Linked DNA regions of Homo sapiens: region 2 is linked to region 1. Evidence: read pairs that join two places in POLR2A ChIA-PET (ENCODE). Cell type or tissue: GM12878. All regions are shown on one strand. Each heading gives the region's core, and the rest is flanking DNA. Links, peaks and the distances in the headings are about the cores only. Region 1 overlaps WNT7B (Wnt family member 7B). Region 2 holds the start of LOC107985535 (a long non-coding RNA gene).

Region 1 (8,000 bases), core at 1-8,000:
GAGGAACTGCCAAACCATTGTCTACAGTGGCTATACCATTGTCCGCTCCTATCGTCAATGTGTGAGGGTTTCAATTTCTCCACATCCTTGGCAACACTTGTTCTTTTCTTTCTTCTTCTTCTTCTTTTTTTTTTTTTTTTTAAATCATAGCCATCCTAGTGGGTGTGAGGTGGCATCTCATTTTGGTTTTGGTTTGCCCTTCCCCAGTGATTACTGAGGTTGAGCGTCTTCTCCAGAGCTTGTTGGCGGTGCGTATATCTTCTTTGTAGAAATGTCTACAAGCGCTTTGCTCATTGTAACACTGGGTTGTTTGTCTTTTTGTTGTTGAGTTGTAGTTCTTTCAGATGTGGTTCTTAAGTACTGACTTGTTCATTTACTCATTTATCTATTCCACAAACACTCGGGATGGCCACACCCGGCAGCCCGGAGACCTGGCTGAGCGCAGACTTGACACTGTCCTGGAGGGGCCGACCGTCTGCTGGGGAAGCGGGGCATGGACACGGTGGCTGTGAGGGGAAGCTGGGGACATGGTGACTGTGAGGGGAAGCGGGGCATGGACGTGGTGACTGTGAGAGGAAGCCGAGGACACGGTGACTGTGAGGGGAAGCCGAGGACACGGTGACTGTGAGGGGAAGCCGAGGACACGGTGACTGTGAGGGGAAGCCAGGCACGGACACGGTGGCTGTGAGGGGAAGCCGGGCACGGACACGGTGGCTGTGAGGGGAAGCCGGGCACGGACACGGTGACTGTGAGACTGCAGAATGAGCTCTACACCCGCAAAACCAGTGCCCACCGCGCTCCCCCTCAGTGCCAGGGAATCAGGAGCTTGAGCACAGTGGGGCTTTCACCTGGGCCCTGAAAGGGAAATGGAATATGTCAGACAGAAAAACGGAGAAGGGGCAGCAGCCAGGGGAGGGACCAGCAGACACAGCTGGGAGGCGGGGTCTTCCGAGGCCAGACCCCATGAGGCCTCTAGTTCCAGGCACAGGGGCTGGGACGGTCCCCTGGGCAATGGAGAGCTATGGATGGGCTTTGAGCAGACGGACTTGGTCAGATCCGGGTGCTGGCAGGGCCGGTGGTGGACAGCTGGCTGGTGGCGGGAAGCCAGGGCTTTGGCCATGGCAGTGATCCATTGCCACCCCCAGGGTCCACACTAAGTCCCATCAGGGTCCCCCCAGCAAGGGCACCTACCGCAGATAATGGGGGTTTCTCGGCCCTGAGCCTGCTGGGAGAATTTGGGACTGGAGAGTGTCCCTCAGGCTGGGACTGAGGCGGGCTCTGCCCCACGGCAAACAGGGTGCCCGGCAGGGTTCCCATCCATCTCATTTCCCCAGCTCGGTTTTCCGAGGATCTACAATTACTTTGGGCTGAATTCCCCAGATTCCAGCCCGCTCCCAGCCCCACCCATCCAGATGCTCTTCCTCCATGCCAGCCTGGGGCTTTTCTGCCCATTGTGCCCATGGGAGACCCAGGGAGGTCTTGGCCAGATTAGTGGGCGGGCCGGGCGGGCCTCGGGGATTGAGTGTCACCCTGGCAGCCCGGCTGCAGCACGTGCTGTGGGCTCAGGCCGCACGGGGACTTTCCAGCTGGCTGTGGGTGCTCGGCCGCCCTGGAAAATCACTGACTTATTTCCCTCAAGAAAAGGGCGGGCGGGCAGTAGGTAGAAGAAGGGTCCCCAGCACACTAGGGGCCCAGGGCCATGGGCATCAGCTTCGGGGAGCCCCCGGCGGTCCCCCCAACTCCCACATCTTGCCCCCTCACTAAACAGGCCTGATCTGTTGTTTTGAAGCCAAGCGCTGTGCTGAAACCCACTGTTGCCTGCGGGTCTGCCTGAAACCAGCCGCCCCCCTCCTTCCAGCTCACTGCCCCTTCCATGGGTGCTTAAAGCCAGATGACTGGGGCAGCCGCTGTGGAGGGCAGTCCGGCAAGTCCTCAGAAAGCGAAGGGACCACCTGACCCAGCAACTCATAGGTCCATGCCCCAGAGACTGAAAACAGGCTCAAACAGAAACCTTACCCGCACGTTCATGGCGGCATCACTCACAGTAGTCCAAAGGTGGAAGCAGCCGAAATGCCCAGCCATGAATGGATACACAAAATATGGTCTGTCCACACAATGGAATATCACTCAGCCTTACAAACGCATGAAGCACTGACCTGTGACCACGTGGATGACCCTTGAAAACACGACGCTAAGTGAAAGAAGCCAGACGCCAAAGGTCACACAATGAATGGTTCCATCCATAGGAAACATCCAGAATGGGCAAATCCATGGGAACAGAAAGCAGACTGGTGGTTGCTGGGTCGGGGAGGGGAGAACGGGGAGTGACTGATGGGTACAGTTTCCTTCTGGGGTGGCAGAAATATCTGGGAACCTGACGGTGCTGGAGGTTGCACAACACCGAATGTATTAAATGCCACAGAACTGTACACTTCAAAATGGTTCATTTTATGTTATGGGAATTTCACCTCATTAAAAAAACACACAAGGCTGGGTGCAGTGGCTCACACCTGTAATCCCAGCATTTTGGGAGGCCGAGGCGGGCAGATGACCTGAGGTCAGGAGTTCGAGACCAGCCTGGCCAACACAGTGAAATCCTGTCTCTACTAAAAATACAAAAATTAGCCGGGTGTGGTGGTGGGCAACTGTAGTACAGCTACTCGGGAGGCTAAGGCAAAAGGATGGCTTGAACCCGGAATGTGGAGGTTGCAGTGAGCTGAGATCACACCACTGCACTCCAGCCTGCGCGACAGAGTGAGACTCCGAAACTCTGTCTCAAAACAAACAAACAAATGAACAAATGACAATCCCGCTGATATCACTTGAAGTAGAGTGAGCGTGACCTGCGGGTTCTTGTCTAGGGCTTCAGGTCCTGAGAGTTGCTAGGAGATTAATGACAAAGTTCCCCTCAGTGGACCACTGCAAGGCTGCAGTGTTGCAATAAGGCCCCTGCCAAGCCCGGCACACAGTAGGTGCTCAATTTGCTGCAGGCCTAATTTCTTCCTCTGCGTGCACCCAGTCACCCTGACAGGAGAGAAAACAGCAACAGCCACCATTCCCGGTGCGGGCTTTCTCCCTGTGGTCGTCTGAGCCTTTGGTTGGGTGGTGGGGGATGGGTGTTTTATACCCCCATTTCATGGGTGTGGAAACTGAGGCTCAGACGGGGAGTGCCTTCTCAAAGTTACACACAGGTCGGAGCTGGAGTCAGTACCGGATGGGCTTGGCTGCCGGCCTTTTCAGCAGCCTGCCTGGCCCAGGTGCCATGGAGGGGCCATCGGGGAATTTATAAATGAGGGGAAAGCCCCATTGGTCGGGGAGTTGGGGTCTGCCGCTTAGAGACAGCGCAGACAGTCCCGAGTTGGCGGCTGCCACATCCCAAGCATGATGCTGTCTGATCTGAAGGGCTGTGTATCTGACTCAGTGGCCTGGAGAGCTGTGGGACTTGCGGTTGCGTGATTCTCCATTCTGAGGCTCAGAGGCCTGGGTGTGTGTGGCTGGGGTCACGCGTGTGAGTTGGGGTGAACTGGTGTGGTCTCCTGGGGTCACGCATGTGAGTTGATGGGAAACAGCCCCTTGAGGGCAGGGATCTGCTTGTGCCCTGGTGGGCGGAGCTAGTGCAGGGCCTGTGACTGAGAGGCTGAGTGGGGGAAAGGTGTTGGGGGTGAGGAGGGGCGCTGGCCGCCGCCGTCTCACGGCCTCTGTCTCCTCCCCTCCACAGAGCACTGTCATCCGTGGTGGCCCTGGGAGCCAACATCATCTGCAACAAGATTCCTGGCCTAGCCCCGCGGCAGCGTGCCATCTGCCAGAGTCGGCCCGATGCCATCATTGTGATTGGGGAGGGGGCGCAGATGGGCATCAACGAGTGCCAGTACCAGTTCCGCTTCGGACGCTGGAACTGCTCTGCCCTCGGCGAGAAGACCGTCTTCGGGCAAGAGCTCCGAGTAGGTAAGGGCGCCTCTGGGCTCAAGGGGCCCAGCCATTGTGGCCAGGGGCAGTAGGCCAGGCCACCCACTGAAGGCCAGCCTAGGCCGCTGTTCTGCACACATCTCCTGGGGGGCCAATTTCTTTGCCTTCCTGTGAGCCCTTCTGCGTGCCTGGCCTGGCCCTAGGCAGCACCACTGCTTCTGGGGCAGGGGAGGCCTCAATGGGAGCCAGGCTGTGTGCAGATGAAGGTCCTTGCTCGGGGCTGGAGGACATCGTCGTGACGTGGCCGTGGGCCCTTGGGCCTGTAGGCTGGTGGCGCGGTGGTGCTAGCGGTGCCGTGCAGTGGTTGGGGCCCATTCTTTCGCTGCCTAGCAGCCGTGTAGAGGGAGGCACGTTACCTCTTCTGGCAGAACCTCCATTCCTGTATCTGGAGAGCAGGGAATAGTAACACTTACTGCAGGGGGTAGTTGGGGCACAGGAAGTGCTGTGTGAATGTCGTAGATTCCGAGAGTGGAGCTGGGTAGAGGGAGCCGAGTGAACTGTGCAGGATGCTCCAGCATGACACGTGGAGCACGGGGAATCCAATGGCCGGAGGGCAGGGTGGGTGGGCGGGTGTGGGGAGTGGTTTGATGGACACCAAGCAATCACCGAAACCTGCCAGGTGGGCTGGCAAGATCCCTGCTGCCTGTGCACAGCCCCTGAGGCCACAACCCCTCCCTGTCCTCACAGCCTTGGGGGTAAGGCTTCATCATGCCCATTTTACAGACAAGGAGACTGAGCCCAGAGAGGGGCTTTAAAAAGTGACTTTTGGGCCGGACCTGGTGGCTCATGCCTGTAATCCCAGCACTTTGGGAGGACGAGGGGGGTGGATCACCTGAGGTCAAGAGATCGAGACCATCCTGGCCAACATGGTGAAACCCCATCTCTACTAAAAATACAAAAATTAGCCAGACAATCCCAGCTACTTGGGAGGCTGAAGGAGGAGAATTGCTTGAATCCGGGAGGCGGAGAGAGGTTGCAGTGAGCCGAGATGGCACCATTGTACTCCAGTCTGCGTAAAAGAGCAAGACTCTGTCTCAGGGGAAAAAAAAAAAAAAAAAAAAAAAAAAAAAAGGGATCTTTGGAGCCTGACCTGGGTTTGAATCCAGCTGTGTGACCTTGAACACGTCACTCGGGGCTGCTCAGGGCCTCAGCTTCCCCACTGGTGATGTGAGCTCCGAGCCAGTAGGCCCTCGTGTGGGTCCCCATGGCTCTCCCAGGTGCTCAGTAAACTGCTGTTGTGTGCATGGGAGTGGGGCTAGTGATGTACCCTGCCCTCCAGGCTGTGGCAAGAGGCAGAGGAGGGGGGGGATAACTGGCAGAGTGCCAGGCTTGCAGGGGTGCCCAGCCCATGGGCATAACATGTCCTTCTGATCCTGGAGCCGAGCAGAGCCGCAGCTGCCGGGACACAGGCCAGACCTAGGTTCTGCAGGGCTTGGAACGCTGGTGTGGGGCTGGGGGTGGCGCAGGGGAAAAGCCCCTGGGGCCCGCTTTGTGGTGAGCAGCCTGTGGGTGGCGCCTGGCACAGCGAAGAGGGTGGCACCGCCCGCTCCCTGGGGCCCCACCACCCAAGTGCAGTTCCCTCCCTCCAGGTGCCAGCTGTGGCAGGCAGGGCTGCCCATCCACCCCAGTGGGGAGGGCGTCGGCACGAGTGCTCACTCATGCCAGGGCCCATCTGCCTGCCTGGCCCCTCAGCGCTGAGCTGGCGGGCTCAGAGGCAGCTGTGGGTGCCCCTGCCTCCCGGCCGAGCCCCCGGGGAGTTGTGGTGGAGCTGAGCGTCGATCAGGTGTCCCTCGCTGTTCCTGCTAATCCTTGCTGCCTCGCTGCGCCAGGAGAGGGGCAGACGTGGAAATCGTCCTGCTGCTCGACAGAGGGCTGGGAGCTTGGACTTTATTTGGGACCATGAGACATGGGGTGAGGGACGTGTGGGCCACCCTGGGCATCACTGTGGGGTCCCCGAGCTCGCCTGGGGATCAGGCTGTGTGGCATATGGCTGTGTGTCCTGTCCTGTTCCTCGATCCTGGGAGCGCTGCATCCCGTCTCAGTCTCTTCTGCTAGGGAGCCCACCTAAGACACCCCTGTTGCTTTCCCGAGCGTTTCAGAAGCAAACATTTTGGCAGAGCTGTCCACACCCACCATCCTCACCTCACACCCTTGATCGCCCCTACTGCTCTTGGTCTGGGCCGCTTGTGACCTTCCTGGTGTCAACTTTTCCCCTTCTTCCCTGGCTTCTGGGCCCCGGCTTGTAGCCTGGACTTCTCTGCCCAGTCCCAGCTGGGAAGTGGCAGCTCCTCCAGGTGCACCTTGGCCCCCTCGCCCCGCTCTGCCCTATTGGCCGCAGGCTCACTCCTGCTCATGGCTTCCATTCCCTGCGACCCATGCGAACCTCTGGCCTGACACACTCAGCACCCGTTACTTAAATCTCCTGTCCCCAGCTTTCTCCCGGCCAGTTGTCTCAGCAGAAACCTGGTATCATTTCCCCATACACCTCAGGGCTCTGCCCTATGGCTGCAGCATGGTCTGCTTTTCTGGCCCTCCCCTGGCAGCTGTCACTGCCTCCTGCCCACACCAGCCCTAGTTGCTGAGTTAAACAGAAGCTCTTCCTCCAAAACCTGCAGTAGCTCCTTATGGCCTCAGGATAAAGTGAACTTCTTAGCCGGGAATCTCAGTAGCTGCCTCCCATATTCACCCTGGTTCCCCACATCCCTTCTGAGAATCAGAGCTTCGGGCGTATCTGACTCCTCTCTCCTCCCCAAGCACGCCAGGCCCCGTTCCCCTTCCAGGGCTCAGCTGCGGGGAGTCATGAGCAGGAAGAGGGGCTGATCAGGGAGGCCAGCCATGTCCGAGGCCAGCTGGGTGCCCTGGCATGGGCTGGGAGCTGGGCCATAGGTTGGCAGGCTGCCAGGACACTCGTGGGAACAGCCACTCAAGCAGTGCCAATTAATGATTGGCCCTGAGAAGGGGCTTGGCCTGTGTGGGTGGGACAGCCCCTTTCAGGCGTTGACCTTGGGCTGTGCCTAAATCTCGAGGGCTGAAAGGGTACCCCTTAAAAGGGCAAATCAATCCCCTGTGCAAAGTTCCAATCCCTTTTCCATCACCTGGTGTGGGTGCTTGTATGCCTCTGGGGATGGGGCGCTCACTTCTCCCCATTAGACAGATGGTTTCTTCTAAGGACCCTGTGCTGGCTTTGCCCTGGGCCCCTGGGTTCCAGTTGCTCTGCTCGCCTCAGAGGGTCAAGGCTCACACTAGGCCCCCCTCCACTGCTGTGGTCCCCCTCGTGCCTGGAGGCCTCCTGAGCCCATCCCAGGCCTATTCCTCATGTGTCGAGAGAGGCTTGTCTCTTGTGTCTTCTGTTGACTGGAAATGAGCTTAGAGGTGACTGTCCCCAGCCGAGCAGTGTTCTGCCACGGTGGGGGCAGGAGAACGAAGGGGCAGCGTGAGCATCAGGAGAACCTCGTATCCCAGGAAAGTCTGTTGGAAACCTGGGGCCCCCCAACAAGGCAGGGAGTTTCAACCAGGCACTATCATCGAATCAGGGATGTCAGCAAGGGCTTCCCGGAGGGGGTGACCCAGGCCAGACTGGAGGTGAGCGCAGGGAAGGGGGTGCCAGGTGGACGGAACAGCATCTGCTGAGGCTCTGGGGCCAGAAAGCCGAGAGCACTTTTGCAGGAATGACAGGAGCTTCCAGGGCTAACAGGAGAGGCTGGAGGGTGAGGGCAGGGCTGGAGTACCAGTGAAGCTCTGGAGGGTCCAGAAGGCATAGGAGATTCTGAGCAGGTGAGGGCTTCCCTCTGCAGGCTGCTTCCTTCCAACCACTGCGCCGCCCCCATCCCCCTAGAGCCCAGAGTCCCCCAGGACCACGGGCCTGGGCCTGGGGCAGCGACTGCGTGCTCTTGGGCCCCCTAGCCCCACCCTTGAGCTGCCAGGGAATGCTGAGTCCTGCCCATCATGTGCTAGCCTCAGACATGACCAGGCATAGAGACTGCCCCTAATCCATGCTCACGTGAGCGGCCCGGGACACCAGCACAGCTGTCACC
Region 2 (15,995 bases), core at 4,315-12,314, 61 kb after region 1:
CCCCACTCCAGAGCTTGAACTCTGCCTGACACCTGGGCTGCCAGTGCCTCTGCCCAAGCCCAAAGTCCCCACTTGGGGCCAGGCCCCTCCCATCAGCCTCTGAGCACCCCCAGACCCTCCTGCCCAATCTCTAGATAATCATCCACTCCCAGCAGGCACACCGGGCCTTTCACCCCCACCCTGGCCTGGGCACTGCCAGAATTAAGGACTCTCATCCTCTGAGAGTGGGATCCCAGGCAGCCCAGTGCTCCATTAGGCAAATTTATAGGGAGTAAGATTGGAGCAGGAGGAAGAGCTGTGTCCTGAGACATCTGAAACTCCAGGCCTGGCAGTTTGGACTCTGGCCAACGGAGAGCCATGGAGCGTTCCTGTGTGGGGCTAGGGTGGGTGGGGGAAGATCACTCTGGTGGGCTGCTCTGGTTCTCTATCACTTACAAGCCCCTCTTGGGACATACGTTCCCTTGACTGGGAGAAAGTTTCCCCCATCAGGGGCTGGGGTGAGGCAAAACCAAAGCTGGAGGATGCGAGATCCCTGCTTGGTGCTGGACAGGCGGCCAGCGAGGGATCAGCGTCACGCTCTTTCTCCAGGGCTCAGTGCCAGGCCGTGACCAGGGTGTTAGGACCAGAGGGGCTCTCGGTGACTGCAGACAAGTCCTCATGCTACAGGCCTGGGAACGAAGCCCATGGGGGAGGCCCCTCCCCACCGTAAGGCCCGGCCAGCGCATAGCGCACAGGAGGCCTGGGAGAATGGCTCGGCAACAGTGAGCCTGAACCCAGGTTCTCAGGGAGGATGTTAGGAACTGGCCAAACCGGTTGCGGATGAGTTTCCCGGCAGCTTTTCTTAGGTTTTTACAAGAAGCTGCATGGTCAGACAGGGCCTGCCTTCCTCCCCTCCTGCCTCCTCCCTCTATTCTCCTCCATAAGAAAGAGCCACCACGAGGCTCCCTCCTGAGAAGGGCTCTGCCCAGAGGCCCCTCTCCAGCCCCAGGGACCTGGCATCTGGGGAAGCAGCTGCCCTCCTTGTGGTCTCTGGCAAGCCAGCTGCATCTCTCTAGACCTCAGTTCCCATCTCTGTAAAACAGAGCTAGGAGGAGCCAGCTCTTCCCAGCATCCAGTTCTGCATCCCCAGGGCCTCCACCTTGGTCAACCATGGGTCCCCTGTGGACAGCCGGAGCAGCTTGGCCCTTGATGGCTGAGGATGCAGTTCTCGGTGTGAAGGGCAGAGCCCTGGAGGACAGGGGCTCAGGACCCCTAGCTCAGTGCTCTGTCTCCAGTCTGCAGCTACTTGAGCCATGCACCTTGGCCTCCATGGCTCCATCTGTAAGGGGCACGCTGTCACGTTTTTCTCCACCCAACGCTGCCCTGACGGCTGTGTGGCCCCACTCCCTGCCTGGGCTAATAAAGCTTCATCCACAGCCGGAGTCTGCACAGGCGCTGCTCCCAGCACTCCCATTGCCAGATCTGCAGCATGGAAGCCTCCCCTGGGCTCTGGGGACAGAGCTCAGCATCCTGGAGAAGATGCACGGAGGCAGCACCGCGGCCGGCAGGATGGCTGGGGTCAGAGCCTGGCTCTGGTACCGGGTGGCTTCTCCCTGTGGCCTTCAGAGGCCTGTCCTTCCCAGGCCTGCTGCAAGGACAGGGGCCACCAACCTCAGTGCTGCTGAGACCACAGCCCTCTCCCCAGCCATGTCCTCCACCCTCCACCTTCCCTGCCTGACCTCAGACCCCACCTGGGTCCTCGCCTGCCTTCTCTGCCAGGCAGACTCCTGCTTACCTCCAAGAAAAAGCTCCAGGCCCCCTCGTCCAGAAGCCTTCACTGCCTCCTCGCTGGGCAAGGCCCTGATGAGGGAAGTCGGGGGCCATGGAAAACTGTCTGGGTCCTGGGAAGGCTTCTGGAGGAGGTGATGATGGAGGAGAAGTTTAAGTCAAAAGGAGGCAGGAAGGAGCTATCAGGAAGGCAGGTTGGAGTCTGTCGAGGGCCCTTGCCACCCCGAGGTGTTGACCACTTTACGCTGTGGCCTCTGCAGGGGCTAGGCCGAGTCCCCTCCAAGAGCCTGGCATGCACACGGTGAGTGCCAATATATTGACTATCTGACCTTTGAAAAATAACACATGTGGAATATTGAGTCTTGGTCATACTCGCATTTTTGAGCCCATCTGTCTCTATGTATTTCGCAGTACAGTGTATTTTTAAAATATGGCCTTATTATTTTTAAAGTTTGTTTCCATCAATTTTCCTGCAATCTTCAAAGTTTGAATTAATCTTTCTTTCTTTCTTTCTTTTTTTTTTTTGAGAGGGAGTCTTGCTCTGTTGCCCAGGCTGGAGTGCAGTGGTGCAATCTCGGCTCACTGCAACCTCCACCTCCCGGGTTCAAGTGATTCTCCTGCCTCAGCCTCCCGAGTAGCTGGGATTACAGGCACCAGCAACCACACCCAGCTAATTTTTTGGGTTGTTTGTTTGTTTGTTTGTTTTGAGATGGAGTCTCACTCTGTCACCCAGGCTAGAGTGCAGTGGCGCAATCTTGGCTCACGGCAACCTCTTCCTCCTGGGTTCAAGCGATTCTCATGCCTCAGCCTCCCAAGCAGCTGGGATTAAAGGCACCTGCCACCGTGCCCAGCTAATTTTTGTATTTTCAGTAGAGACAGTTTTTACCAAATTGGCCAGGCTGGACTCGAACTCCCGACCTCTAGTGATATGCCCACCTCGGCCTCCCAAAGTGTTGGGATTACAGGCATGAGCCACTGCGCCGGGCCTGGATCAATCTTAATTAATCCAAAGGTCATGATCTACCCAGAAGTGTCCATTGATAGCTCACATTCACATTTTAACGGCCCCAGAATGTGAATCTGTGCTGTCCATGGACACTTCTGGGTAGATGATGACATTTGGATCAAGAAAATTGTCTCTCTCTGCAGGGTTGGGGTACCTTGTGAGCACACGGCAGATTCTCAGTTCTGACATTTTGCGTTGAAATGTGTAAATATTTCAGCCTAAAGTTTCCCACAGGTGCTGTCTTTTGGCCTCCGTTCGGAGTACAAATATTTAACAAATATTTGTACAAGACAAATCTCGTCAAATAAATTGTTTCTATGATGATTTTTAATGATTCTTCAAATGTACGTGCTGCAAAACCGTGGGCCTACTTAATTCCATTCCATTTCAATCTAGAATATAAATTTATCCAGTTAATAGGAACTCCATGAGCTGATGCTTCCCAAGGTTCAGGATGTTCCCAAGGACACAGGTACGATTTCCAAATGAAATCTTGTCACTTTCTGAGCCTTCACTAGTGGATGTGATCAATTCCTGTCCGGCTTCTGTAGGGATGACTGAATTTTAATGTCTTTTGCTTTGCGAGCCGTGTTTCCAGTCATTGCAATTCTACATTTCAAAGCTGAAGTGTTTTGGTGCTTCGTTTGTTGAAGTCTTTGATTACACTTCTGATTTTTTTTTTTTTTTTAACAAACCACAAGCAAAATTTAGAGAACCTGTTTCCAAAGACACGCATGAGCATGGCAGGTCTCCTGGGCTTGTCCTTGAAGCAGCGTTCTGGAGGCTTCTGTGCTTGGGAGGCGAGAGGCCGGCAAGGCTGGAGTCTCTGTGCCAGAGCACTTCTGTGAAGGTGACACCGCATGGTCTCAGATGCATTGCCGTGCAGCTCCTGTGACTGGGCACACCGGAAGACAGTGGCAAAGGTGAATAACCACAGCCTCTGCTTTGCCACCTGGTCACAGCCGCAGTTATGAATTCTGTGAGCGTCACCACCAAGCTCGTCTCTACCCCATTTGGTGTCTGACTTTAATGAGAACATTGCTTTTACCACAGAATTTCTGTGTCTATCATCACTGCAAAAACAAACAATTTTGCCTTCGTGCTGAACTTTTAAACTGAATTTGCAAGAGCATTCACGATCATGTCTAATGAGTCACTCTAGACAGAATCAACTTCTAAAAGCTTTACCTTGATTGCATAGATCGGGTGAAAAATCTAGCTGCCATTGGAATTTGCAATTTGCTGGTGGTGTCTCAGGAGTAGGGGTGGTCCCAGCTGTCCCCAGCCAGGGTGGCTGCAAGTTCCATCCCAGGGTTCCCCTCAAGCTGCCCTGCCCAGCTTCTGGAAGCACAGGCCGCGACGGCCAGGGCCGCAGGTACCTGCCAAGGTGCAGCCAGCCCCTAGGAGGCCAGGGTCTGAGAGGTAGGCCCCAGGAGGACATGTGGGCTTTTTCACTGGCTTATAGCCACACACAGTCTGAGGCGGTGGGTGGGTCTTAGTCCCCTGAGACACAAGTGGGGAAACAGGCTCTGGGTCAGCAGGTGCCTCACCCAGGTTGAGCCAGGGTGGAACAGAGACTGAACCCATGTCTAGCCATGCCTGCCTGGTGGGCAAGGCCGGGGGCATAGGGTGTGCGGGTGCTGCATGTGGGGAAGGGGCCACAGGGCCCTGGCCGGAGGTGGCTCCCCAGGATATCTGGTTCCAACGCCACTTCTCTTACCAGCCTGAAATGCCACTGGCTTCATGCCATGGCTTGATGCCTCACGTGGCATCTCCTGTCCTCCCTGGCCCCCGAGCCCTTCTGTGGTCAGGCATGTCCTATCTCATGGGGTTCCGTGGGACACTGTTTGGGAATCACCGAGTGATCCGTGCACTAAAAGCAGTTGCACTGAGAGGGCTTCCAGGGGCTGGCGTAGCCTGGCCCAGCAGAGGGGTCTGGTCTATGGGCAGTTGCCAGGCTTCTCAGCCTCACAGTGCTGCTTCCTTCCTGTTCAGCCTCCAGCAGGTCCCCTCCTCCGCCTCAGTTTCCCCACTTGTAAAATGGGGTGACTGACCTGCAGGATGCCCCTTCTCATGTTGTCAGGAGCTGATTCCCCAGGGCCTTGAGCACATGAGGCAGGAGGGGACCTGCCAGGCCAGAGGCTGCTCACACGTCCCAGCCAGGCCCCAGTGGGGCCCCAGCCTGCTCACCACAGCCCCAGACCACAGCTGCCAAGGCCTCCTGAGGCGGCCCCCGCAGCCCAGGGCCCTGCCCAGACAGGGAAGCCCGGGAGCAGGGGGGAGAATCGGTTCCGCAGGGCTTAGGTGTTCCCAGTAAAGCAGCTCCAGGCAGCCGCTACCAAGACGCCAGAGGGCCACCTGAACAGGGATGCCCCGGGCTGGGCAGGAGCTCTCTCCAGAGGCTGCTGCGTGTGGGCGAGGGTCTGGGGTGTTCAGGTCTTGGGGCTCTGGGCCAGCCCTTCTCCTTCCAGAGAGGGTCCCTGCAAATGGCTGTCTGCATGGCCCGGGGAGCAGCGTGACCACACCGAGGGGTGCAGAGATGGGGGCTTGAGAGTGCCCGGGGCCCGGGTGTGGCCAAGGAGATGGAGGGGTTGTTGCCCACTTCAGTCAAGAGAGTCACGGCAGGCCTGGAGGCACCCCGGTCGGCGCACCCCTCGGGGGGCTGTCCGGGTGAGGTGGGTGGGGCTGGGACTCTGCTGGTTCTGGTTGCTACAGGCACTGATCCCCCAGGGCACGGGCTCAGCCTGCTCCTTTGTTCATTCCACACACACAGACCACATTTGAAGGTGGCCCTTGGGGTGTCTGGCCTGGTGTGGGGGCCACAGGGGCTCATGGCTTGGAGGGGAAGAGAGGCAGAGGGAGACAGATCAGGCAGGGATAGGCTGCTGGGTGGGGAAGGGGCGCTGTGCACACAGGTGTGGCCGATCCCGGGGGTGGGGTACTAGGTGTCCACACTCACTCCCAACAGTACTTAGCTACTTCCCGCGGGGCGCGGGCGCGTGTGGGCACTGGGCCACCGCGGTGAACAAGACAGACCAAAGCCTACCTGCCGGGCCGGCCGCTCCAGTGCAGACACAGAACGCGAAAGAGGAAGGGAAGCGCTGGGCGGTGGTGAACATCCTGCGGGGCCCCTGGGCTGGCGCAGGGCAGGGCCCTGAGGGATGGGGTGGAAGCGGGGCCTCACCGAGAAGTGTCCCCACAGCCAAGACCTGAAGGCGGGGAGGGAGTGGGCCCCAGGGTGGGGGGGCCGTGGGAGGAGCAGCAGAGGATGAGGGGGACTGAGGCCCAGAAAACATCTGTGGCTGGGGTGGATGAAGCCAGGTGTGAGGGCGCGAGGACGCGGGGTGAGGACGCGGGGTGAGGACGCGGGGTGAGGACGCGGGGTGAGGAGGACGCGGGGTGAGGACGCGGGGTGAGGACGCGGGGTGAGGACGCGGGGTGAGCCTCTAGCAGAGGCTGTGGGGGGCCGGGGGACGTGGGGCAGGTGCTGCTGCAGCTACCAGGAGAGGGAGGGCGGTGCTGGGACCCGCGATGGAGACCGCGGAGGTGGGGCCGGCGGGGTTCCTGAAGGACAGACGCTGGGCTGGGAGAACGGTGGGTACGGGAGAGCCCGGGGCTGCGGCCAGAGCTCCTGGGAGGAAGGAGGCGAGGGCCGTGCGGGGAGCTGGGAAGGGGTCGGAGCAGGGAGGAAGGCGGTTTCTCAGACAACATCCTCTGGAGAAATGAGGCTGGTCTTGGGCCGAAAGTTGGTTTTAGGTCTGACAGGACGTGGAGGGCCCTTGCTCGTGGGGTCTAGCGGTGCATCCCTTTCTCAGTGTGGCAGCCTGATTACTGCACACATCCCAACACACCTCCCTGCCCCGCACACACACGCCCCGCACACACTCGCCCCGCACACACTCGCCCCGCACACACTCGCCCCGCACACACTCGCCCCGCACACACACGCCCCTCACACACACGCCCCTCACACACACGCCCCTCACACACACGCCCCTCACACACACGCCCCTCACACACTCGCCCCTCACACACTCGCCCCTCACACACTCGCCCCTCACACACACGCCCCGCACACACACGCCCCTCACACACTCGCCCCGCACACACTCGCCCCTCACACACACGCCCCTCACACAAACGCCCCTCACACACTCGCCCCGCACACACACGCCCCGCACACACACGCCCCGCACACACACGCCCCTCACACACTCGCCCCGCACACACTCGCCCCTCACACACTCGCCCCGCACACACACGCCCCTCACACACTCGCCCCTCACACACACGCCCCTCACACACACGCCCCGCACACACACGCCCCGCACCCTGTGCAGCCTGTGGGGCACAGCGCAGCCCCGTGGGTGTGGGAGGAAGGGCTGACGGCTTTCCAATTCTCACCACGTGCCAAGCTCTGGGACTGGTGGTCCCACCCGGGCCTTGTGACCCCCTGGGACGCAAACATGATTTATCCCCCGTTTTTGCAGCTCTAAGAACTAAGTTGAGGCCGGAGGGAGGGAGTGACTTGCCCAGAGCCTGGCGCTGGTTCCCAGGGGAGAGGGGAAGGGCAGAGCTCCTCAGGGCCCCAGGACCCTGCCTCTGGGGTGGGGGCCTCTCGTCCTGTTTTCCGATGGAGAATCGGTCCCTCGCCCGGGCCGCAGAGCCGGTACCGGGATTTGGGCAGGGGCCGCTGGAGGCCGAAGCCGCTGTCTTTCCAGGGCCCTTGCCTGCCTGTGGGACCTGTGGGAATTTTCCCTCCCGAGAGCCCTGAAAGGCCGTGGGGGCGGGGTGCCGAGTCCCGCCGATGGAGGCGAAAGGGCCACACGCTTTTTGTGGTCGAATTATCCAAACAGTGAATGGGCTGCATCCGCCCGGGCGGCTGTGAAGCGGGCGGCTTTGTCCAGCCCTGAGAACAGCGGCGCGGCGGGGCCAGACAAAGCCGGCGCTGACGCCGCCTTTTCCACGGTCCGGCAGAGAAAGAAAGGCCCGGCGCACAAAGCCAGGCCCAGTGACTGGGGCGGAAGGGGGATCGGGCTTTAGTCACGGCCCCGCCGGGAGGGCGAGGGGCCCCACCGGAGCTTCCCATCAGGATGGGAACAAAATGGGGCGGGACGACTCGCTGACGGTCCTCTCCATCCTTGAAAGGCCCCCCAACCCCCAGAGGAGGCCTGAGAGGGACGGCAAGAGACACTCAGGTCCCTGCTGCCTTCAGCACCCACCCAGCCTGGCCCCGAGGCTGGAGGTCATCTCCCAGATGGCGCCTGGCTACTCGGATGGACCTCAGACCCCTGGCTGGCCTCTCCATGCCTGGGTGGGCAAGACCCCTTTAGCCTGATGGCCAGCGACCCCCAGAGGAGCCCAGCCAGCAACGCTAAAGCCGATGTCTCAGAAAGAGTCCATGTGCTTCAGGGGCAGAGGGGACAGCAGAATGGCGAGGTGGGGTGGCAGGTAGTCTTTGGGGCCGCGGCTGGGAGCCCCTCATCCTCACCGCTCTGTTCAGGGACAGCCTGTCCTGGGGGGCTCAGTGCTGCCCCTGGCATAGGTGGCCAAGGAGTGACCACAGGCCAGAAGCCAAGCCAGGCCCCTGCCAGGCCACCTTCTGCTCCAGATGGCAGTGTGCCCCTCTGCCAGGGGTCACAGTGAGACCTGAGATGCAGGGAAGGGTGGGCGGAGGGGGGCCCAGAAGAGGAGCCCGCAGCGGGCAGCAAGGACCCTGGAGCCCGTCCCGGCTCGGACACCTGGAGCGGGACCATAGCAGGAGGCCTCTGGCTGCCCCAAGCCTCACCTGCCTGAGGGTTTTTTGAGGATCAGAGACTGAGCCCTGGGCTTGTCAATGAGCAGGCGACCCCATACTTGTGCCCAGGGTCCATGGCGGACCCGGGCAAGGAGGGACTGCGGGGAGTCTCGGGCCAACAGCAGGTGTGGGGTTTTGAGGGGCCAGGCAGGGAGAGGGAAGGAGGGAGGTCTTGGAGGGCACATTTGAGTGGGCATTGGGTGGGTGGCGGCCCTGCTGTGAGAGCGCCCAGGGGGCTTGGTGAGAGCCGAGGGCAGGGGGCGTGGGCTCATTTCTGCGTTTAGAAAACTCTTCCCAAGCTGTCCAGGGAGAGCCAGAATGGAAGTGCTTGGTGGGCCTGTGAGGGCCGCTGCAGCCATTCTAAGAGCTGGTGTCTATTCAAGAGGAGAGAGAGTGGGGAGCTGGGGTGCCCGGGTGAGCTGGCACAGGGTGCGGGGCATGTGTGTGAGGGGCAGGGGAGGTGTGTTGGGATGTGTACAGTAATCAGGAAGAAGGCCTCCTCTGGGAACTGGGGTGCCCGGGTAAGCTGGAAGAAGGGTCAGGTCTAGGGCTGAACAAGGGGACTGTGCCTGGAAGGAGCATGTTCTGGAGACCAGAAGAGCAAGCGGGTAGCCCCGCCGTCTGCCAGCCTCTCACGTGCCATGATTACATTGCCAAGTCCGCAAAAGTGCCCCTGTGGGTGCCGTGTCACTTACATCCAGGGAAACTGAGGCACAAAGGGACTCACCAGAGCCAGAGCTAGAAACAAGGTGGGCCCCCCTTCAGCTGGGACTGACACCACAACTCATCCTGAGACCTCGTGCCATCCTGAGGGAAGCTTACCCTGTCCCCACGGGGACTCCTGGCCCTGTCCCACATGGGACCCGGGTGCAGGGCCTGTGAGGAAGTGCCCGGGCCTTGGCCAGGACTGGGTCATCTTCCATCAGCCAAGGTGGGGCGCGCCCAGCCGGAAGGTAGAGCCCCCAGTATCACTGGGCCCTGCCACCCTCCAAAGCCTGCCCCAACTCCCATCTGGGGCCCGTCAGCTCTGCTTATGGCCAGGAGCATGTGGCAGCCGTGGGGGCAGGGAGGACAGCCTTGGCTTCACCCCAGCAGGAAAGGCAGGTTCTGACGAGGAAGCAACTGGGCGGGTCCAGCCCCCATCAGGTGGTGCCCAGGGAGGCAGTCCAGGCACCCGCCTGGCCTGGCTCCAGGCTTCGGCCACAGTCTTCCACCAGGATGTGACTGAAGGCCTGGCCGAGGTCTGCAGGCCACCTGGAGGGCACCTGGAGAGCCAGGAGCGTGTGAGTACATGCGTGAATGTGTGAGTACATGCGTGAATGTGTGAGTGTGCATGTGTATGAGTGTGTATGAGTGCATGTGTGTGAATGTGAGTACATGTGAGTGTGACTGTGTGTGAGAAAGTGTGAACTGGAGTGAGAAAGTGTGAATGTGTGTGTGAATGTGTGACTGTGTGTGAACGTGCATGTGTGAGTGCGTGCATGAGTGAATGTGCATGTGTGATGTGAGTGCGCATGTGTGTGAGTGTATGTGTGTGAATGTGAGTGCATGTGTGTGAATGTGTGTGTGTGTGAATGTGTGTGAGTGCCTGTGAGTGCCTATGTGTGCGTGAGAATGTGAATGTGTGTGTGAATGTGTGTGTATGTGTGTAGCCTGCCTGGGCTCCGGCACCTTGGGGACACTGTGGTCAGGTGTCTCTGCTCCCACAGTCTCTGCTCCTGGCCTCCTCTCTGAGCCTCCATCTCCCTGACTCTCCAGTGGGGGTGAAAATGCTCACAAAACCATTAGGAACAATAGGAAATGAGGTGATTTGTACAAATCAGCACTGCCCTTGGCCCATAGCAGTTGCTCAAAAAATGGTAACTTGCCCTTTGCATGACCCAGAACCTTTGGGGGCCTGGCCGCGGTGTCACAGAGAAGCAGCCGCTGTCTGCACCATTGCAGGCTGCAGATACTCCCGGTTCTCAGCAAACATTTCCCGGGGTCCTACAACAGGCCCTGGGTCTGGCTGGGGCCAAGGATCCCATGGTGATCAAAACATGGTCCCTACACTTAGTGAACTCTGATCAACACAGGAGATGGAAACTTCGCCTCCCACCATATGGTGGCTGTGGGAGGGGAAGTGTGTGTGTGCATGTGTGAGCGTGTGAGTACATGTGTGCATGTGTGAGCATGTGAGTACGTGTGTATGTGATATTTGAAGCATGGCCAGCACCTAGGCTTGCTGGGCTGGGGTGCAGTCAGGGAGGGCTTCCTGGAGGAGGGAGCATCCGAGTGAAATATGTAGAAAGAATATGCGTGGGCCTGGGTGACAGAGAGAGGGAAGAACTGCCGGGAGAGGGGCGGGAAGGAGGGTGCTGGGGTGGGTGGGGCAGGGGTTGTACCTAAGCAAGACACCCTGAATCAGGCAGGCTCTGAGTCCTTCCAGGCCCTCCCTCCCGAGAACCTGACGTGGAGGGCCTGGGAGCACATGGCCCCCTAGGACCCTCCTTAGGTGGCACGGGAAGATGCGTCAGGCCCTAGTGTTGGGGGCAGGCCGGATGCAGGGTGCCCCGGATGAGGAGGCAGCCCAGCCCAGTGCTCATCAGTGCCCTGGGCCCCCTCTGCCCCCTTCCAGATGCAGATGGCAGCACTGGGCTCGCATGGGGCAGAGACTGCTGAGGTCTGGGGCTGGGACCTGCTTCGGCGGGCATTCAAGCAGAGTGCGTCTGGCCCGAAGCCACCTGGGAATGGCATTTGTATCGTGAATGAGGGCGGAGGGGAGCATGCATCTCTGACAAGCCCACTAATGTGTTTGGAGAGAGCCAGCGAGCAGCCCTGGATGCTCGGTCACTGCTGCTCACCGGGTCAGCCGCCTTTGTTCTCCCAGGCCCCGGGCGCTGGACTCGCTGTCACGTGACGTTGTCCCAGTCAGCGGAATCCGATTCTGCTTCCGAGGCAGGTCCTGTTCAGACTGAAGTGGGGGATGCACCACAGGCCCAGGACTCCACGGCCCCTGCTGGTCCCTCCAGGCCTCGCCACCAGGCTCCTCCCTCCACACCTGACACCCCCAGCTCCCCCAGCACAGGAAGAGGGCACACGCTCACCCCTCCACCCACCCCACCACCCCTAGTTCACACCTGGCAGGGAGACCCCCTGGGCGGTGGGAGTGGTGAGCTGAGATGGATGAGACAGGCTGTGGTGGCGAGGGGACAGTCAGGGACAGAGGGGGTCCCCTGAAGATGAACATGAAGAGCAGGGGAGGCATGGGGCTGGGGACCAGTGCAAGCCCGAGAGGGTGTGGTGGGAGGGGCAGTGGCTTCGGCCACTGCCCTGGGCTGTGTCTCCTGGTCCCACAAGTCCCCGTCCCTGGGGAGTGGGGCCCTGCTCAGCCCCCGTGGGAAGGGGGCCATCTTGGCCAACTCTGTGGGCCCCATGGGGTAGTGGGAGGCAGTCACCCCTGGCAGGGCTCCCCACCTCTGCACTGGGGGTGCAGAGGAAGCCCCCCGTCCAGCTCCATTGACGCCCACGAGGCTCCCCGAGCAGGCTCCTGTGAAGGGCTGGGGCCAGGAAGGCTGCGGGGCGGTGCTCGGACCCAGCCTCAAATGAAGCCTGGGAGCAGGTGGATGGGGAAACAGACAAATTCGCTGAGGGGAGGGGCGGCCACATGCAGGCTGGGGGGAGTGAGGCTGAGCAGGCAACCCAGGCTTTGGGAGGGGTGTCCCTGTCACCACAGCTTGGTCCAGGCCGTGTGTCCCAGTTCCCAGGCAAGGTTGTGCGGCACCAACTCACCCTTCCAGAAATTGCTGAAATCTCTACTGTCCAAACCTGTCACCGCCTTAATCAAAGAAAACATATAGCCCATCAACACACGAGGGAAGCCAGCAGGAAGGAGCCTGGCCTTGTCCCAGCACCTCCTGCCCAGCCCCCTTCCCACACTGCCCTGCCCACAGCCTGGGCATCCTCTCCAGCTGTCAGTGACAGGGACAATGACAGCCAGGTCCTGGTGGCCTCTCAGGGACAGTCGTGTGCTGAGGGAGAACATCGTCTCCTGGCTCATCTCGCTGTCACACCCTCACTGACTGGACCGAGGGCTCGGGGCAGGCACCACCGCTACCCAGTTGCACAGCAAACCCAAGCGAGACCACTGCAGTCCCCAGGCTGGGCCAGGCCCTTGCCCTGGTTCCCACGAGGGAAAGCCTGGCTCAGTGCCTTTGGCCACACCATGCAGCCTGCAATGAGATAAGGGTGGGGAACTCCCTGCCAGCTGCCAGGGGGTTCTGGGCTGGTTTATTCCTGAAACACATCTGCATTCCTTGAACACATCCCTTAGCTCCCCACGGCCCACAAAGTGCAGCTGGAGTGAGCGGGGGCCCTTCCCAAGCTGTCCCTGCAGCCGGGGGCCTTGCATCGCTCCCGGTCAGGACCCTGGGCTCCCTCAAAGGCTTTGTTTGCTTGGGGGCCCGAGGCATCCACAGCCTTCCCAGTTACCTGCCCTGACCAGCCCTCAGCTGTGCCTTCAATGGCGTGGGCCGCCAGGCATCTCACCTCTCCATGCTCACTGAGGTCAGAGGCAGCGCTTCTCCGCCACCCAGTCTCGGGTGGAGACCAGGCGCTGCTCTCGACTTGGGCTTCAGGGGTCCTGCTGCACACTGCCAGGCAGAGGTGTGGGCTGGACGGGCGTTGCTGTCAGGAGTTCACCTCCCGGCTGGACACAGACGCTTTTAAACCCAAGGCCGCGGAGGGACCGGGTTAGCGGTCACGATGCCACACTCCCCATCGCCTTGAGGGAGGCCTCCAAGCTTGGAATTATGGTTCTCCAATATGTGCTTACTTGGGTTTGCTTTTGAAAAGGTTAGGATTTAAGTATCACCCAATAACACACACATGCCCAGCTACATCTGAAATTACAGGGCCGCTGGGCTCAGGGTCTGGCCTGTGCCCACGGCTGGGTGAGGAAGTGCCCACCACAGCTGGGCCACTCCACCCAGGGAGGGGTGGGTCCGAGGGGTGCCACATACCTGAGCTGTCACCGTGCGGGCTCTAGTATGTCACTCACCAGGCAAAGGAGGGTCTTCGGGACACTCTGAGGACAGGAGGGAGTTACCTCTCCTCTGCGTGGCTCAATTTATCATCTGTAAAATGGGGACAAGGCTGTTGCAAGGAGTAGAGAAAACAGATGCAAAGAACCTACCCAAATGCCGCTTGCAGCAAACACACACAGGGACCTTGAGGGTACGAACAGCGCGGGAGCAGGGCAGGAGGGGACGAGCCCAGGCTATGTGTGTCTGGGGCTCAGGGCTCAGCATGTGAAATGGGCTCGATAATGGTGGTGGTGATTATCAACCACATCATCACTCTCGGCCGTGTGGAGGCTGGCCCAGCAAGGAAGGTGGGGTGGCACGGGTGATGCCAGGGGTCCCACTCCAGAGGGTAGAGTAAATCCTTGGAGAGTGCAGTGTTGGCCCTGGGAGGAGCCCCTGTGCTGGGCACCCGTGGAGAAGGCCGGGGCATCCTGAGTCAGGACCGCTGAGGCCAAACCTACCCCTGGAGCCCAGAGGCACCGTTGCAGCCAGGTCTCCCAGCTGCCCGGCCTGGCTCTCCACTGGCGATCTGACTGGGCTGGCTCGTCTCCCGGGCCTCGGGGCTTTGGATGGCGCATGCAGTACCCAAACTGGCTGGGCCGCAGCTATCACCGATCACCAGCCTCAACATTCTCCCCCACATCTGCCATCTCCCCAGCCCCACGGCCACTGGGCGTGGCTCAGGCCCAGGAAAGCAGCACCCTTGCCGGGACTTGCCTGCCCACGCTCCTCCTGTGGGGTGGAAGTGGTGGGGTGGAAGTGGGGTGAGGTGGCCTGGAGAGGAAGCCAGCCTGACTGCCCACACCTGGCTTCAGGGAGCAGGTGACCCTCCCCCTCGCTCTCCCTGCAAAGTGAGTCCTGGCTGTGGAGCTGAAACACGAACTCCCCGGTTCCACGCCCAGGGCCTGGCATTGGCCCCACACTCACCTGAGTGCCGGCCGCCTTCCTCCCGGCTCCCAGCCTTAGCTCCTGGTCCTCCCATCCCTGCCCTCCTCCCTAGGTGTCCCCTCATCCTTCATCCATCTACTGCTGGGAGCCTGGGAGGGTGGGGTTGCCTAGGCCCTTTCCTCTACTGCTGTGTGACTGGGAGAAAGTCAGTTAACGTCTCTGTGCCCCTGGTTCCTCTCCATCGGCGCTGTCCTCTGGGGCGGGCGCTGGGGTTCTGTCGATGTCATAGGTGCTCCGCCCAATGCCCACAAATGCCCGTCAGGCTGGCGCTGGAACAATGTGGAACGCTCAGGCAGTGGCCACTTCGCCTGTTTCACGGTCAGTGCTCCCTGAGCCACCTCCATTACCCCACTTTACACACATGGGCGCTTGTCGGCAGGGGGATCACCGGACTGGGAGCTACCTGAAGGCAAGTCCCCTTCTCCTTAGGCCCCCATGGATATGGATAATGGGTCACTGGTCTGGGGGGCTTCCCCATATCTTTGGCGGCTGAGCAGCGTGAGCCCCTCCCAGGACCTGGACTGTGGCCCTTGTCGGGAGGGGGTTTGCCAGCACCTCCCGTGCGATGTTTTCTCACGTTCATTAAACCTCTGGGTGCAGCAGAGCCAAGACGCCTCAGAGACACACGGAGCTTGCCAGCCGCCAGGTTCAGGTCACAGTCAGACCACAGACAACGGCACCTGCAGAATTCTCAGCCTGGCTCGTGCAGCCGTAAGAGCCAGGGTGGAAGTGACTGTCCACTGGGGTTCAACCTCCCATCCTCAACGATGTCGGTCACAGATAAAGTCTTCAATGGGGCCGGGCGCGGTGACTCACGCCTGTAATCCCAGCACTTTGGGAGGCCGAGGTGGGTGGATCACGAGGTCAGGAGTTCAAGACCAGCATGGCCAAGATGGTGAAACCCCATCTCTACTAGAAACTACAAAATTAGCCAGGCGCAGTGGCAGGTGCCTGTAATCCCAGCTACTCAGGAGGCTGAGGCAGGAGACTTGCTTGAGCCCAGGTGGCAGAGGTTGCAGTGAGTTGAGATCATCCCACTGTACTCCAGCCTGGGTGACAGAGTGAGACTCCGTCTCCAAAAAAAAAAAAAGTCTTCAATGGGCATATCCCCCATAAGGCGTGATAGACAGCAGGGAGGTCTGACCCTGAGATGGGAGGTGTCTGCCAGCCACAGGCGGTCCCCAAGGATGGAAAGGCCCTGAGCCCCAGAAGCTGGGTAGCCCCAGCCTCCTCCCCTCAAGGAACACCAGGACAGGGCTGGGCACAGGGACGTCCAAGAGACAGCCTGGGCGGGAAGCACCCACTCCGGACATTGTGGGGCTGTGTGAACATAGATGCAAGCCGCTTAGCCTCCCGGCCTCAGTTTCTTCATCTTTAACATGGAAATGAGAAGACACCCCGTGAGCAGGGAGGG

Evidence for each region. Peaks named below come from ENCODE experiments on the same cell type or tissue, not always from the same donor. Only the 100,000 strongest peaks of a DNase experiment are listed, where the experiment ranks them.
Region 2: POLR2A ChIA-PET joins it to region 1 with 10 read pairs; 2 of 35 experiments call an interaction of 5 or more read pairs at or near these places.

What each region holds. Positions count from the first base shown.
Region 1 is chr22:45,945,865-45,953,864 of GRCh38, reverse strand. WNT7B (Wnt family member 7B) reads left to right here. Exons shown (of 4, transcript NM_058238.3): 2 at 3,719-3,945. Among named protein-coding and RNA genes, the nearest start is that of WNT7B, 27 kb to the left of the region's middle. In GM12878, for the core only: no CTCF peak of the experiment used is centred there; no DNase peak of the experiment used is centred there; H3K27me3 peaks cover 172 bases.
Region 2 is chr22:45,881,504-45,897,498 of GRCh38, reverse strand. It overlaps LOC105373071, which reads right to left. Exons shown (of 6, transcript XR_007068133.1): 3 at 13,098-15,995; 4 at 11,690-12,387; 5 at 11,414-11,523; 6 at 3,083-3,668. It overlaps LOC107985535 (a long non-coding RNA gene), which reads left to right and starts at 9,773. Exons shown (of 3, transcript NR_171771.1): 1 at 9,773-9,853. RefSeq lists enhancers at 125-1,006, 1,007-1,890, 15,757-15,995. In GM12878, for the core only: no CTCF peak of the experiment used is centred there; no DNase peak of the experiment used is centred there.